Regions from separate parts of the Homo sapiens genome. Here region 2 is linked to region 1. Evidence: chromatin loops called from intact Hi-C (ENCODE). Cell type or tissue: ascending aorta. All regions are shown on one strand.

Evidence for each region. Hi-C counts contacts between places; a loop is a spot of excess contacts. Peaks named below come from ENCODE experiments on the same cell type or tissue, not always from the same donor. Only the 100,000 strongest peaks of a DNase experiment are listed, where the experiment ranks them.
Region 2: it touches region 1 in a loop (5-fold over the local background); 2 of 110 quality-filtered maps call a loop at or near these places.

The regions. Positions count from the first base shown.
Region 1 is chr20:6,262,278-6,270,277 of GRCh38, forward strand. No RefSeq gene overlaps it. Among named protein-coding and RNA genes, the nearest start is that of FERMT1, 140 kb to the left of the region's middle. In ascending aorta, a CTCF peak has its summit at 3,094 (motif pointing right); DNase peaks (open chromatin) are centred at 3,139 and 3,449; H3K4me3 peaks cover 1,292 bases; H3K27ac peaks cover 1,025 bases.
Region 2 is chr20:6,697,677-6,705,676 of GRCh38, forward strand. No RefSeq gene overlaps it. Among named protein-coding and RNA genes, the nearest start is that of LINC01713, 34 kb to the right of the region's middle. RefSeq lists enhancers at 1-1,098, 1-594. In ascending aorta, no CTCF peak of the experiment used is centred here; DNase peaks (open chromatin) are centred at 3,445, 6,545 and 6,837; H3K27ac peaks cover 2,736 bases.

The DNA of each region.
Region 1 (8,000 bases):
TTGTGATTATGTGAGTAAATTCTCCTAATAAACTCCCCATCATATATTCATCTATCCTATTAGTTTTGTCCCTTTAGAGAATGCTAATACACCACTCAGTGACACATAATTGGCAGTTATTCTCATGCTCAATAGGTCTTCAGGGGACCTGTGGTTTAGTTGGTCTTAAGTGGCCTCAAATGCATGACTACTACAGTTTGAGGGTTGACTGGTCTTAGATCCAGGCTGTGAGTTGGGTTCAGGTCTGTTCCTTGTGCATTTTTTATCTGGGGGCTCAGACTAAAGAGACAGTGTCCACCCAGCCCTGCTCTTCTCGTGGCTATCACAGGAAGTAGGAGGTCAAGCCACACTCTGTGGAAGCAGGTGGAATGGCACTTGCCGTGGCCAATGGAGTGTCAACAGGTTGCAAGTATACGGCCAAGGCCAATGTCCCTGGAGCAGGGAAATAAACTTCACCCACAAAGGAAGGGGTAACAGAGTGAATATTTGCTGAATAAACCTAACTCTCACAAGACTCAAAAATTTGTTCTTTCAGAAGCTATGAAACTTGGTTGCTGGATCGTTACACTGAGGCTAATAATGAAAGGAAGGCGGAATAAAGGGCCTTGGTTAGCTACAGGATCCTATCGGACAGGAAGGATTGCTGTTTGGCAGAGGGTGGGCATTTCTGAAGATCTTCAGGGTAAGCTCATTTTGTCTTTTGAGGAGACTGCTATGTGAGGCCCTGCTGGGAAGAAGTGGCAAGGTCGGAAGTGAGTTCAAAGATTTTTCCAGGTTTCTTCAAGTTGCAGAACTGTAGAGATTGAACAGTGGCCTCAGGTAACAAATGCTCAGGATGAATGCTTCCCCTGGTTCTCAGACTACAGAGGGAGAAGATATATTTTCCTGGCCTTCATCAGACCACCTCTCAGGATACTTGAGGTTTCTTTTCTTTTTTTAAAAAAAATTTTAGTTTTGATTTGATAGTTCCAAGTTTTTGGAAGAATTTGCTTAAAGGTTTGGAGGTTTTTTTTTTTTTTTGGTGGGGGGTATTTAACATTTTCCTTAGGATTTAATACTCAAAATTTTTTCAGAATCCTCTTTCAAATCAAGAAGCACCTTAGGTCTTTGTGAATATGTTCCTGATTTGCAATTACTAGCTGGAGGATGATATTAAAATAAAGAAGGCTAAAGATAGTTCGCTAACTAGTAGATGTAGAAGGGATGATAGAGTTAGAATATTACTATTTTGAAACCATCATTAGTAATTCAGAAAAAAATTGTGAATGCATGCTAAAACTAGTAGATGAAGTTGAATGAGGAACAGGATATATTCATAGCCTTAAGGTATCTTCTTACAAACTACTTACTAATTGTGGAGGAAAAAATAATAGTTTTATAATAGAAAAAGTTGACAGGCACCATCTCATACCAAGTGATCCAAGTTATCGTTGCCAGCATCTCTTATCTCTCTTGATGTGATATGCTGAGAAGAACACATCATTTCTGTGATAATTGTACCAAAGGATGCATAACCCCAAATAGGGGAGATTCTATGAAAGAATCTCTAAAAAAATGTCAAGGTCATGGAAAACAAAGGAAGGCTGAAGAACTACTCCAAAATAAAGGAGACCGAAAATGTATGATAATGAAATGGAAAGTGTGAGTCTGGATTGGATCCTGGAGTAGGATAAAAAAATATAGCTCTGAAGGACATTGTTGGGATAATAGGTAAACTTTGAATGTGGACTGTGGGTTAAAGAGTAGAATTATACCAATGTTAAATCTATATTTTAATAATTGTGCTATGGTTACGTAAGAAAACATCTTCCTCTTAAGAAATATACGCTGACATATTTAGGAGTAAAGGAGCATGATGTCTACCACTTATTCTCAAATGGGTTGCAAAAAATTCCTTTTAGAGAGAAAGGAGAAAACAAATGGGAAACAATTTCAGTTAGCCCCAATTTGGACGTGGATAAAAAGTACCTTGGAGGTGTTGGTCTGATTCTGGCAACTTCTCTGGAGGGTTAAAAATAAATCAAATTAAAAAGTTGTACAAAAGAAAAAAACCTTTCTCAATATTTAAAGGTGCAAAATATTTCGATGTGATATAATTACAATATGTTGTTGCAGTACTGTGAAACCAAAGCTTTATACTTTTAAACAGTTAAGTCTGATTAATGAAAGCAGAAAAAAAAAATCCCCTTAGACTTAGCAACAAACAGACTGTACCCCTGGACAACACTGATGTTGTAGCTCTCAGTGTTCTTCCCAGTTTTCTGTTGTAGGTCAGCTATGCCTCACAGTTTAAAATTGCGAATAGGAGAAAGGTATTGTTTTATTTTATTAGCTGTGGTAGAAAGAAACTAGATTTTATCTGAAAAGCATTTTAGACTCATAGGAAGAATAAAAGAATAGAAAAAAGTTTCTTTGTTGGCACTTCTTGATCTTACAGAATAGCATAATCTATTGTGATTGAGGTTCTAGAAATTAGAAAGGAAAGTTTGCTGTAATGGAGGGGCGTTGATTTGGAGGTTTGGTAGCAATGGAAATAGTCAAAACAAAAGAATTAATTTCAGTAAAAATTGTTTGTTGGACCAGATCCTCTGTGAGTGAGCCATGAGAAAAGACAAGGAAGTTGAGAATTGGACCATTTTAAAAAGAACATTTAAAGACTTGGATTCGTTTGCTTCTTTCTTGCCTACAGCTCCCATTTCACCATTTTCTTCAAATCCAGGCAAAATAAGATTCACTGATACCATCAGGCCTCATGTTTGTGATTATTTTGCTTATGTTTTAAAGTCAATTCTTTCCACAAAGTTGTGTATTCTCCAAAGATTTCTCTGATCTCGCTTGCTTTTCAGCAGATATTGGCAAAGACATTGATAGATGTTTCAAAATACTCAATTCATTCCTTGACTGCTTTTATTTCCCCCTTTTTGCTAGTGATGCCTAATGTATGGGCTATATATCTTTTGCCAGTGGTAGAGACATATTATTTTTACTGAAAGCAACTAAATATATAAGCTTTAATTTGAAAATGAAACTGTTTAAGAGGATCTTAGTTTTCATTTTTTAGCACTGAAATCCCTGTTGTCATCTTTGAGGAAGCAGTAGGTGGAGCTACAGGCTTTTTATCACGAAAGAATGTTTGCAGTAGCTGCCCATTGCCGGAATAACCTGAACAAGCACACATTTCCAAAAATAACAGAGGCATTTCCAAGTATTCCAGAAATATATGCAAGACTGTTTAGTCATTCATAATCACCGCTTTGCAAGTACTAGATTCTGTAGAAAATATTTCAGAAGCAGAAAAAAGATTCATAGAATTCCCTGTATTTTTAGAAAAGAGATTTTTAAAAAATGGAATTCAAGAGGGAGGGAGAGACACTTACGCTGTTCAATCATGTGCCACTTTTTTTCCCAGGTGGTGAAAGGGCCCAGAGGGGTAGCCGGGGGTGGAAAAAAATCTTTTCCATTTGCGTCAGAACTCTGAGGAGCTCTTCATTTCCCCACTCGATGAACTTTTTTGAGGCTCTAAACTGTGGTTTCAATTTTCTCTGAATCACAGAGGGGTAGCCTAGGTTAAGTGATTCTGAGGAGGCCAGAAGGCGCTTACAACAGATCGCTCCTGAGGACCGTTCCTCTCATATAGCCTGGTGTTTTTGACCATTTTCCTAAGAAAGAATTATGAAATGGCTTTTAATCTCTGTGAAAAATGTAGATTCTCTCCATGTAAAAATCACAAATTTTGAGAAATGCTTCAATGATCTTGTTTCAGGGTTCTCCAGAAAAGCAGAACCATTTAAAAAATAGAACATCTAGACTATTTTTTGACTAAACAATGGGGTACCATAGCCAAGCCAAGCTGACATCTAAAATTAACTATCATGGATCTCGTTGCTATAATCTGGTCTCAAGCCCCACAAAGAAATAATATATGTGTGTGTGTATATATATATATATATATATATATGTATATATATATATATATATATATATACATACTAGCCCATATATATGGAGAGAGAGGGAAAGAGAGATACCTTCACAGTGATATCTAGACTTGTGTTTGACCAAACAACTGGGTACCATAGCCTAGTCAAGTTGACATCTAAAATTAACTACCACAGGTCTCATTGTTATGATCTGATCTCAGAGAAGCCCCTCAGAGAAATGCTGAAGAATATCTTAAGGCACACCATTGCCCTGGATGTTAAGTGTTAAGGGAGGGCCACACGTGGCTGCAGTAGAAGAGGTTTACCACCCCTGACCCTGTTACTAAGCCTCTCCCTCCTACTTGTTTGTCCCATCCTCTCCTGGGGACAGCAAATTATGACATAAAGCTAGAAAAAAGACAAAAAGGGAGCCATTGCTAGGACTTGATGGATGAAGGCTGCAGACATCGATTTCTCTGCCTTTGGCTCTTCTAGACACTCCTGTTGATGATGACTTCCAGTTAGAAGAACAGCAGCCAAGATGCCTCCTGACTGCAGAGCTGGCTGGAATAGATCTGGCTGCTATAGAAGCCCTTCCTTTTTCATTCAGTCCTCACAGCAAACCTCTGATTTACAGGCAAAAAAAAAGGCTGAGAAAGGTTCATGGATTCTTCAACTGCTGAGCAGCTGCCATACCCTGGACACGACTCTGGGTGCTGGGAATACACACAAGTATGATAAGAACACACATATTTCTTTCTCTTACGGTTCTAACATTCTAATTCAGACAACAGCAAACAAAATAAGTAAATAAACAAGTGAAAAAGTGCAAATTCTGGCAAGTGATAGGAAGGAAATCAGTAAGTGGGCTGAGATAGAGTTTACTTGGGGTGTGGTGGGAAACCCACTTTTGGTGTGCCACAAGGAAGGCTGCTGTGGGGTGGTAACATCTAATTTGAGATGTAAATGGACTTAATAGACTTGGCTAAACCTTCCACTCATAAGTAAGAATTGGAGCTGGGAGGACATTTTGCTGTTGTTTTAACTCATCTATAATCTTTATCCATCACAACTGTCTACTAGCTTAGAAGTAGTATGAGATAAAAAGATCTGGTATTCCATTTCAAATCTAAGAGGGAATTGTGAATGCCTAAGCAAAGGCTGGTAGGTACTTTGTGAATGAACAAATGTGCCTGAATCTCAAGAAAGGAAATGCTAGACAATCTTAAGCAACCCCAGCTAGAGTCTTTCAACCACTCCTGTTACTCAGTTCTTCCTTCTCTGTAGCCGGAATGTTTCGTGCTGTACCTGCAAACTTCTTCCTTTTGCCTTGTCCTTGGCTAATGCAAAGAACTAACTGGTGGTTGTCCTTTTTTGTAAGAGATGCCTGACAGCCTGACCAATTTGGAGAAACCCTGTCTCTACTAAAAATACAAAATTAGGCAGGCATGATGGTGCATGCCTGTAGTTCCAGCTGCTCGGGAGGCTGAGGCAGGAGAATCTCTTGAATCCAGGAGGCGAAGGTTGTGGTGAGCCAAGATCATGCCATTGCACTCCAGCCTGGGCAACAAGAGTGAACTCCTGTCTCAGGAGAGAAAAAAAAAATGCTCGACATGCTTCTCACTTAGATTAATATGTCACATTTCTTTCATTAGCCTGTTGTTGTGGTTCATATTCTCTGATTGTTTAATGGTCTTTCAGGCTCCACATAGGTTGTACAGATGGTCCTTGAGGCAACCGCAGAGGGCGTCATTCACGTTGCAGGTGTGTCAACAATAATCACAGTGGTAATTTGTTGGTGTGGGGTAGAAAAGAGTCTTAACAGGAGGGAGGCACTTCCCCTGCATATCTCCTTATCAACCTCCCTCTTTCTTTCTAATGCGCAAAGACACTTAGGATGATATGAAGTGAGTTTATGCATTTTTTCTCTCCCCTTAGCACTGTGAAGGCACAGGGAGGATATCATATAGGGCATTGTCCATTTTCTTCTTTTTACTGCTGACAATACCAGCTTTTCATTTGGTGTCTGGAAGCCTCCTGAAATTACATGGGAAATTTTGTTCATAGACTTTTTTTTTTTTTTCCCCTGGGGTTAGGGTCTATTGCTTTCAACAGACTCTTGGAGTTACCTTTCCCCAAATAAAGAATTTCTTACTTTCAGGATTCCCTCAAGTATAAAAGGGGTGGTGAAGGCAATGTTTCCATCTCAAAACAGAAAGGATATTCTTTACTTGAACTATTTGGAGAGTCATTTAGGAGGATGGCTGAGTGTAACCAGCAAGCTATGTTCATTTGGTCCTTCTTGAATTTCTTTTCATCACTTCCTCTCACTCTACCCACTGGTGGTCTGTTGGAGGCTCATAGCAATACCCTTCCCATTGAACCTTCTCTGAGAATACTCTGAATTCAGTGAGATTTTCCCTTCTTCTCCACTAAAGATGCATCTTTGGGTCCCATTCTGCTGCTCTACAGTTGACAGTCAGTCTGCATGGTGATTTAGTGGTTATTTGTGTTAGCCATTCTAGACAACAAGCTTCTTTTTATTAATAATAATATAAACAGATGACATTTGGAAAGTACTCTCACCTGAGAGGTAGATTGGCACCTTAAACCTAAAGAAGGATGCCAAGTGGGAGAATCAAGTTGAGAGAGAGAAGATATTGGGCAGATAGGACAAGAAGTACTTCTCAACTCATGGACACAAAAAGGAAAACAATAGTCACTGGGACCTACCAGGATATGGAGGGTAGGAGCAGGGAGAGGATCAGGAAAAATAAAGAATGGGCACTAGGCTTATTACCTGGGTGATGAAATAATCCATACAACAAACCCCATGACATGAGTTTACCTATATAACCTGCACATATACCCTTGAACTTAATTTGTTTTCTAAAAGGAAAATAAAGTTTGCATTTTTGCTTATGGAAGTAACAACCCATCATTGTAGTCCAAAGTGAAAATTTTGGGGGAATGTCATTTCAGCACCTTTAGAAAACTAGGTTTGAAATGTATTTGTAAACTGCTGTGTTGGAGTGGATATTGACAAGAACTAACTCAATTCCCAGTGCAAGGCATAGAAGTAACCCAGTGATAGTGCCATGCGCCCTAGCATAGATGCCTGCATGCGTGGATGACCACTGGGAGCTCCTGAAGACAGGGAGCTGTCCACCTCCAGCACTCAGTAAAGCTTGTGAAGCTGAGGGGAGACGGGAGTGAAACATGGGTCTGGGAGTCATCAGAAAGTGAAGCCAAGCCTCTGGCATACAGGGTTATTCCGTTCCAAGGATCAGGCTGAGACCTTCCCCTTCCTCAGCTCTTTCCCCTTCACTGGTTTGTATGTTTGTCCCCTCCAAATCTCATGTTGAAATGTGATTCTCAGTGTTGGAGGTGGGGCATGGTGGGAGGCGATTGCATCATGTGGGCGGATCCCTCATGAATGGTTTAGCACCATCACCTTGGTGATGAGTGAGCTCTCGTTCAGTTAGTTCATGAGAGATCTGGTTGTTTAAAAGTCTGGGACAGCCCTTCCTAGCTCTCTTGCTGTCACTCTCACCATGTGACACCATGTGTTCTCCCTTTGCCTTTCGTTATGATTGGAAGTGTCCTAAGGCCCTCACCAGAAGCAGATGCTGGCACCACACTTCCTGTACACCCTGCAGAACCATGAACCAATTAAACAGCTTTTCTTAAAAAGAAACGCTTCTCAAAAACTCTGCTCCTGTGGGGAGTTGAATGAATCAGGGACTTGCAAGTTCTTTCTTTTATAGGTCAATGTTCTCATTGGAAAAAGTTCGCTATATTTTATTTACCATCTTTAAAAGCCCAGGTTGAAATTTCTAACTGGGGGTAGGATTTTAAGGAGGGTGATATTTTAAGAGACTTTTCATTCCTGGCGTGGTGCTTGATCAAATAAAAGCTTTACCACTTTTTATCTTTGTGATAAAAAGATATTTAACTCCCTTATGCTTCAGTTTCTTCATCTATAAAATGCAAACAATAGTACTTCTTATAAGATTGTTGTCAGGATTTAATGACATGATTCACATAAAGTGCTTAGCATATTACAGGGCTAATAACAAA
Region 2 (8,000 bases), 440 kb after region 1:
AGCCTGGGGATGGTACAGGCTCCCGCTGTTGCTAGCCCCTGGTGGCTTAGCCCCCTGTTGCTTCGCTTCATCCTGTCCACACCTCTGCATGCAGTCACTTCTCTAGAGTCTTTTCCGTTCAGCATCTGAGTGGACTGGGAACTTCCTGCCAGGCCAGAAGGATATGCTGAAGGGTTTCTTCCTTTGACAAATGGGGATAACAACAGTCTACTCGTGGTTTTAGTGAGGATCAAATAGGGTCATGTGTGCAAATGTGCTGTGTCTGTCTGGCCCAGATGAAGGTTTGTCTTCACCAGGGATCATATAAGGATTTTCGGCCAATCATAGCTTATGCCTTAACTAGTTTCTACGTTGGCATATTGCAGGGGCACCCCAACCACCCCTCGCTATTTCTCAGGTCAGCCAAATTGATACCATGTAGCAGAGCCTTGCAGTTTTCACTTTGAAGGCTGTGAAATTGTGGACTCATCCCTTGATCTGGAAGCAAAACTGGGAGACGTCACACATTCCAGCTTCATACCTCAGGCAGCTGCCAGCATTGATCTGCGAGGAGGGCCCTGCCTCTTCTGTCTCCACCTGTTACTTGAAAGCCAGAGAAGAGTGACTCATCAGCGGCCTAATGCAGCAAAGAAGACAAATAAGTCTCAGCAGGTAGGGTGTCCCCAACCATGCTCCACTCAGAGTTCTGAGCAGCAGGGTCAGCCTAGGGAAAAAGGCAAGTGGGAAAAGTCTACTCCAAGGGCCTCGTGCCCCACCCCGCTCTGCCAGTCTCTGCACTCCGACATGTAGCTCCCCCCATCCGCACTCTCACCTGCCCCATCTCCAGAATACTAATCCTCAATCCTCTAAGGACTTAACCAAAGAACATCCCACATCCTTTTAATGACAGCCTATTAAACTTGGTAAAATTCTGATAACATGTGTGAGTGCCTAAAACATGCTGGTACTATCTCAGATGCAGGAAAGACAAAAATGATCGAGACATGTTGTCATTTCATCTCTGCCAACAAATACCATTGTGATTATCTGTGAAATTAACTGATTACTTAAAATAAGCATTCCAAACAACCTGCTGATCAGAGGGGGCCCTGGTAGTTGGCTCTAGCTGTGCTTTGTTAGTGGTTGAGAGTATGGAATTTGGAGCCAGTCTTCTCTGCATTTAAACTTCAGCTCTACCAGGTACATGCTCCATGACAGGAAGGAAGTAACAACTGCTCTGTCTGGAGAGTTGTGCTGGAGCCAACTCAAAAAAGCTGATTTTGCACATCTCTCCCAACTCTGTGTTCACCAGCATCACATTGGTAGTTTAAAATCTATGACGGGCCGGGCACGGTGGCTCATGCCTGGAATTCTAGCACTCTGGGAAGCCAAGGCAGGCAGATCACTTGAGGTCAGGAGTTCCAGACCAACTTGACCAACATGGCAAAACCCTGTCTCTACGAAAAATACAAAAAGGAAAAATTAGTGGGCATGGTGGCAGGCACCTGTAGTCCCAACTACACAGAAGGCTGAGGCAGGAGAATTGCTTGAACCCAGGAGGCGGAGGTTGCAGTGAGCCGAGACCGCACCACTGGGCTCCATCAGGAAGACAGAATAAGTGAGACTCCGTCTCAAAAACAAAACAAAACGAAAAAATTTCTATGATGTAGTGAAGATTTACCCCCTTCAGAAACTGGCTGGCAAATGTTACACATTGGATGGGTTTCTTTCCTTTTCTTTTTTCTTTTCTTTTTCTTTCTTTCTTTCTTTCTTTCTCTCTCTCTTTCTTTCTTTCTTTCTTTCTTTCTTTCTTTCTTTCTTTCTTTCTTTCTCTCCCTCCCTTCCTTCCTTCCCTCACTCCCTCCCTCCTTCCTTCCTTCCTCTTTCTTTCTTTCTCTTTCTTTCTCTCTCTCTCTTTCTTTTTTCTTTTCTTTTCTTTCCATCTTCCTTCCTCTCTCCCCTCTCTCTCTCTTTCTCTTTCTCTCTCTCTCTTTCTTTCTTTTTGGCCTGTGGAGTGAGCTGTGAGATTTACCAGCACATCACTGACTTTTTACTTCATTCCTCATCTCTAGAATGGCAAATAATAACAGTACCTGCTTCATTGGATTGCTGTGAGAATTAAATGATACAGAAGATGTTCATGTCACAATGTGTTTGGTAAATATATATAATCTGCTCTTTTAATTATTTTAATAGTCAATGGAGTATCTGGGTTTCTTTTGGTTAATGATGCAGCAATCAGCTGTCCTAGAAATTGCAGACTGTGCTGACCTGGAGGGAGGAAGACCCTTCCAAACCCCTATCCAGACTCCTATAAGACTCAGATTTTTAAAACAAAGCAAAACACAAAAGCAACTCTTTGCTTGCGGATGACTCAACTTCCTTTTTGGTAGGCTCAACTCTGCTTCCCAGGAATCAGCAGTGATTAGTGATAGAAAGAGTAGCCCTCATGACCCCAGGTGACCATCAGGACGCTAGGGCAGGAAGGAGCCTGTTGATTGAGTGCTGACCTGCAAAATTACCAGCACAGGTGTCCAACAATTTCATTCTTGAGAAGCCAGAGTTGAGTTTCTGGGGTTGCTTTGGAGGGTTCAGGACATGCTGCAGGGTAATAGGAAGGACATGGGGTGAGAAAAAGGTTCCTGCCAAGTTGCTGAAAGACACATGATAGCTCAACAGGGAACCAAGAGTCAGGTTTAATATTGTTTCTGCACCACACTTAATAATTGAGGTCAATGGTTTATCAAGTCCTCACTGAGGGCCACAGAGAGGACAGGCTTCTAAGTGCAGAGAGGCAGCAGTAAAGGCTGAGGCTGCGGGAAACATAATCAGAGTTTAAAACACTAACACTTACCTGCTGGTATGGTTGAGAGGCATTCCAATAACCCTTGGCCCCTGACTTTTCACTGTGCCAAAATCTAAACTATTACACTAGGTCTTGAATAACTTTTGAAAATGTGTGCTTTCCCACCTAGTTAAGGCAAAGTTGCCTCAAAGACAAATATCACATTAGCACAGATGCTCTTATAAGAGCAATTACCATCAATGGTCACTGCCTGGAAGTTGGACCTGGAAATGACATGCTGGATGGTCATAGTCTTGTTAGATGAGGTGTGCGTGTGATGATAAGTGGGAAACAGCTTGATTTAAGGGACACTTTAGTCCATGGCCAGCACAGTAATGATCTTGGGAAGCCTGAAGCTATGTCTTCTGTTGAGCAATAAGGTACAGGGCGCAGAAGGGGCAAAATAAGTCAGGGAGTCCAGTTAACATGTGAGATGGAAACTTAAGGATAGGGACAGAGCACGCACAAAGCCCAGGGACACAGCTTTTTGCTGGACATTTTGCCTGTACTAACTGGTAAATTAGACTGCACAACAGGAAAGAAGCTTGTGATAGCAAAAGGGGTCGAAAACGGGAAGGACACTCAGAGGGCAGGAACTATGACGGGGCTCTGCGGCCTTGTGGGCAGCAGGGAGAGTGTATTTTTGGCCTGCGGGTCTCGTGAGCTGGAAGAAATCAGGAAAGGGAAGCTGAGCATTTAATCCTACATAGATCACAGGCTAATCGTGCCCATTTAGTGTTTGAAAGTGAGAAGTTGTCAAGGCTTTGTGACAGCCTTGAAACCGCAGGCATTAGAGGATAGAAATCCTGAGCCCAGAGGGAGGCAGGCACTCCCATCTGCCCAATTTGGTCTTCAACAGCTTCCAACTCTTCAATATTCCCAAGCAGAATCAGATTAAGCAGAAGTGCTCATAATAGTTCTCCAATTTAGCCTGTATCTTCTCTCTCTTTCTTTTGTCCTGGGGGCCATGTGCCATTAGGAGCAGAGGTTGTGAATGTTCCAGAAATCCCTTTGGGATGCAGGCCTTCCTCCCATGCAGAAAATGCCTACTGAACACACTAAATGCCAGGCACATGCCTTGTACTGGGGTGCAATGGTGAGGGGTGACACCCAGAGGGAGTGTCCCCCTCTTCTGTATTACTTTTTGCCTGACCTTTTCAGTAGACTTCAGAGTTGGTCATCATGACTTCCTGAACTCATCTCCTTCCATCTTTCTCTCCTGAGCTCTGAGAAGCAAAGTCAATTCAAATCCAAAGTGCTGGGCATAGGAGTTTGTTTCGTAAGAATTCAAACTTTATTGTTTTACCTCTAAATCTGGCCTGCTTCTATAGTGCTTGAGACTTAGCAATCTCTCACTACTCTTAGCTGTTTTTGTTGTTGTGGCTGTCAATATTATTTAAAACTGATAAAAACTGCACAGGGAAGTTGACACAGTCAGATATTAAGTTGATATGCCTATCATTGAATGTCTGGAGCAAGGTAACCTCACCTCAGACTTGATTCCTAACAAACTTCAGTGAATATTCAATTTTTGTTTTATCACAAATGTATTATTACACCTGCCTATATGGGAAGGTGAAGATGGGCCAGTTGTTTGCTTTGAAAGGAGGAAAGAGTGAGAATGTACAACTGAATGAAAAAAAATATTTTGGCCACAGACACTTTTTCTCTTGGCTTTACAATAATAAAATATGTAGTGGGATTTTTATTTTGCTTTAGAATTTTTAGTTGTTTTTTCCTTTTTGAAGTGCTCCTTCAGAGGAAACAAATCTTTCTATTGACATTGAAAATGAGTCATAAGAGAAGTGTTGCTACTTTCCTTTTGAGGGATTTTTTTTATTTAGTTTTGTTTCCATTAAGTTTTAGCAACAGGAAAATATGGACTTTCAGCATCCACAGGGATATGATCAAATGGAAACATATGCTCCCTGTTTGTCCATTATTACAAACCATGAGAAAACTCACAAATCACTCATAGACTTTCTAGAAAGGTTGATTTGACAAAATATTTGACAAAATAGCCTACTGCTTCCTTGATATTTCTGAAACCAAATGAGTATTTGTGTTTTGAAAAAGCAAAGTTGATTAAAAAAAAAAAAGCAGCTGATGAAAGGCCCAAAATGCATATGGGTCAACTATGTTTATTGCAGAAACACTAGAGAGTGGATGAGAGATGGGTCAGTGGGCACAGAAGCCCACCTGCAACTGCACTCACACCTTGGCCTACATTGCCAAAGAGACCAATATATCAGCAATTGATTGGAAATACCACAAAGATGAATCACAGATCAGGAAAGCAAATGCCAATCAATGATTGAGCCTAGGCAATAATATATGAGCTAAAGGCATTTATCAAACCTGTGGAAAATTAGAAGACTTGCCTAACATGGCTGAGAATGCTACATATGAACCAACTTTTAGAATAATTCAGTCTTTTTTTTCAGTCCCCTAGAATAAAAAGGGCATATCTAAACTCTTGAATTTATTTTGATTAAATCAAGAATTCCCTCCTGTATCCTCAGGATCTGGTATTGAGTAGGGACACGATAAAACACTTGTCAACTGGAAGGACTCTATCAGCAGCACCTGGGCTCCATTTGATTTTTTAACCTGCTTAGTATTTCCAACCGTAATGACCAAAATGTCTGCCTTCAGTTACAGTATTTGTACCCTGAGGAAATGAAATAATTTAGCCCCCTGGCCCTCCACCCCACTCCGTTTTCTCAGCTGCAAACAAAGGGATTGGACTTTATCTGGTTGCTTTCAGTTCCGTAAAAGAGAGGTCAAATCCACTTTATGTTGTCAAGGATTCTTTTTCTGTTTTGTGAGATACCTGGTTTTTAGATTCCTCTCCCTTTTTAATTTTTCTCCAGTTCTTCCTGCTTTCTGCATCCTCTTCCTGACTTTCCATTGTTTTCTCTTTAACAATCACACACTAGAAAATATGTAGAAGTGAGTGAAAAATACATCTCATGCTCTGTTTAGTGTATCCTCAAAAAGACTTCATGGTAAAAGGGTGGTTAGGATGCTGTGTTCTCTGTGGGTTTCTACTTTTATTGTATTATAATTTATATTTTCATGCTTACTACAACTCTGGCTGTGATTTATTTTTCTATCCCAGATATGGTGAAAAATAATACTAATATGTGTGTTTTTTGTTTTTAGCTGGGTATTAGCAAAAATCATTCCATTTTCCCTGAGACATCTTGCTCCAACCACCTTGCAGTGCAGCTATTTTGATTACTTCATGTCACTATTAATCATGTGCTTAAAGGAAATAGATAAACTTTGAAACAGAATTCAGCTCAGCAAAGGTTTATTCATTATCTCCTGGGTGCCTGGCTCTGGTGCTAGGTGTTTAGAGGGAACAAAGGTGAGTATATCAGGGCCTATGGTGGAGACAGCAGGAGAAGCTGAGTGAGAATTTACATACTCTCATGTGTGACTTATGTATCAAAAGAAAGGCCCAAAGTGCTTGGAGTATTAAGGCAAAGGAGAAATGATGTATGTGTATGGAAGTGATTTGTTTGGGTGAAGTCCTTGGGGTCTGTGAGAGCGAAGCCTTTCCATATCCTGGAGTGCTTGGGTGTGGAATTCAAATCTTCCTCAGTTGGCAAAGGGGTACCAAATGGAAGGCTTTTACCCAGGAAACCATGATGCCACTGGTGCTTTGGGAAGATGAATCTGGCAGGAGTATGCGGGGTAGTCCAGGGCCGGGGGAGGGAGGCCTGGAAAGAGCCTCTCCGTGTCCTGATCCTGGTTGCACTGCTTCTTTGCCAATCCCTACTCCATGTGGTTGCAGCAGCTCACAGCTATAAAAATGTGTTGACCCAAGAGGTTTAATATTAACCAAAGTTATAGTCAAAGTCAATTTGGAGGATTCAAGAAAAAATCTGATGCTAATAGAGAAATAGAAGTCAATATTTGTAATGTGAGTCACAGGCTCAAAATAGAAAAGTAAAACACATCACTGCTACAGTTCCCAGAGGGCTGTGGGTTACACAGCGCAGCAGATCTGTGAACCAGGCCTCACCACCCTCTAGGTCTATTTTAAAATTTCCTCTGGCCCCTTCCTCTAATTCCTAAATTCCAGAGCATGATATTCTAGTGGAACTCACCAGATATCCAGCCCTGGTGAAGTCATAGCTTGTTTTGAGTGGGTCAATGGAAAAAAAAGATTTTTTTCCCTAGTTGTGTATAACCTTCCTCTCTAGTGACGTGGCATGGAACGAACTTATCATGATTTTATTTTGTAGTCCATACTTCATTCTACAGTGGCTATCACTGTTTAAAACTTCATCTCTTATGTGTTGCCTATTTTGAAGAAGGCAGAGGAGAAGAGAGGAAAGCAGAAATATTCAGAATGACATATATTTTTTGTTTTATCACAAAATTTATATATTAATAGCAGAGAGGAGGGTGTTGTCCACTGGAGGGGCTATGACATGTTGAGGAGCTTCTAGAATTTTCTTTAACAGGATGGCTTTTGTGAGCGTTCATGGCGTAGCTTTATCCTGACTCAGATGTTAATCCTGCACAGAGGCTTGAATGTGTTTTCCTGAGTGTGATCAGAAAATGAAAAGATTCATGAAGATAAAGGAAAAAAAAGAGCAAACCATAGCATGTATACCCAATGATCAGCAGTTACTTTCTTAACAGTGCTTCACCTAGTTTATGTTGTGGGATGTACAACACACAAGGCTAAAATTAGCTGCTCTTCACCCAATGTGTTGGAATGCTATAGGGCCAGATAGTATCTTATCACAAGTGACCACAGGAAGGACAATGCATTCCAAACTGAGTCTTCAAGGGCCAAGGCGGGTTTGATAGAGTCTGAGATTTATAACCCAGGCTGCTGTACATGAATCCTCTGGAGGGCCTGAGAAACGTGTGATACTTAGTTCTCCCTTGATTTCTTTTTATTGCTTTGCAAGAAGCCCAGCTTATAAAGTTCAGTTTGAACACTATCTGCTTCAAAGAGGGGCCTGGTGATGAGACCAGAGATGATCAGATAAGAAGGAAAAAGGAAGTGGTGAGGATGGGTGCAGCCAGAACAGAGTGGACTGGCAGCTGATGAACCAACCTGGGCAAGGAAGTAGCTTGAAGGCTGTGTCTCGGGGTTGGCCATTTTTCCTCCTTTCTCATCCGGACCTTGTCAAGATCCTGTGGTTTATCA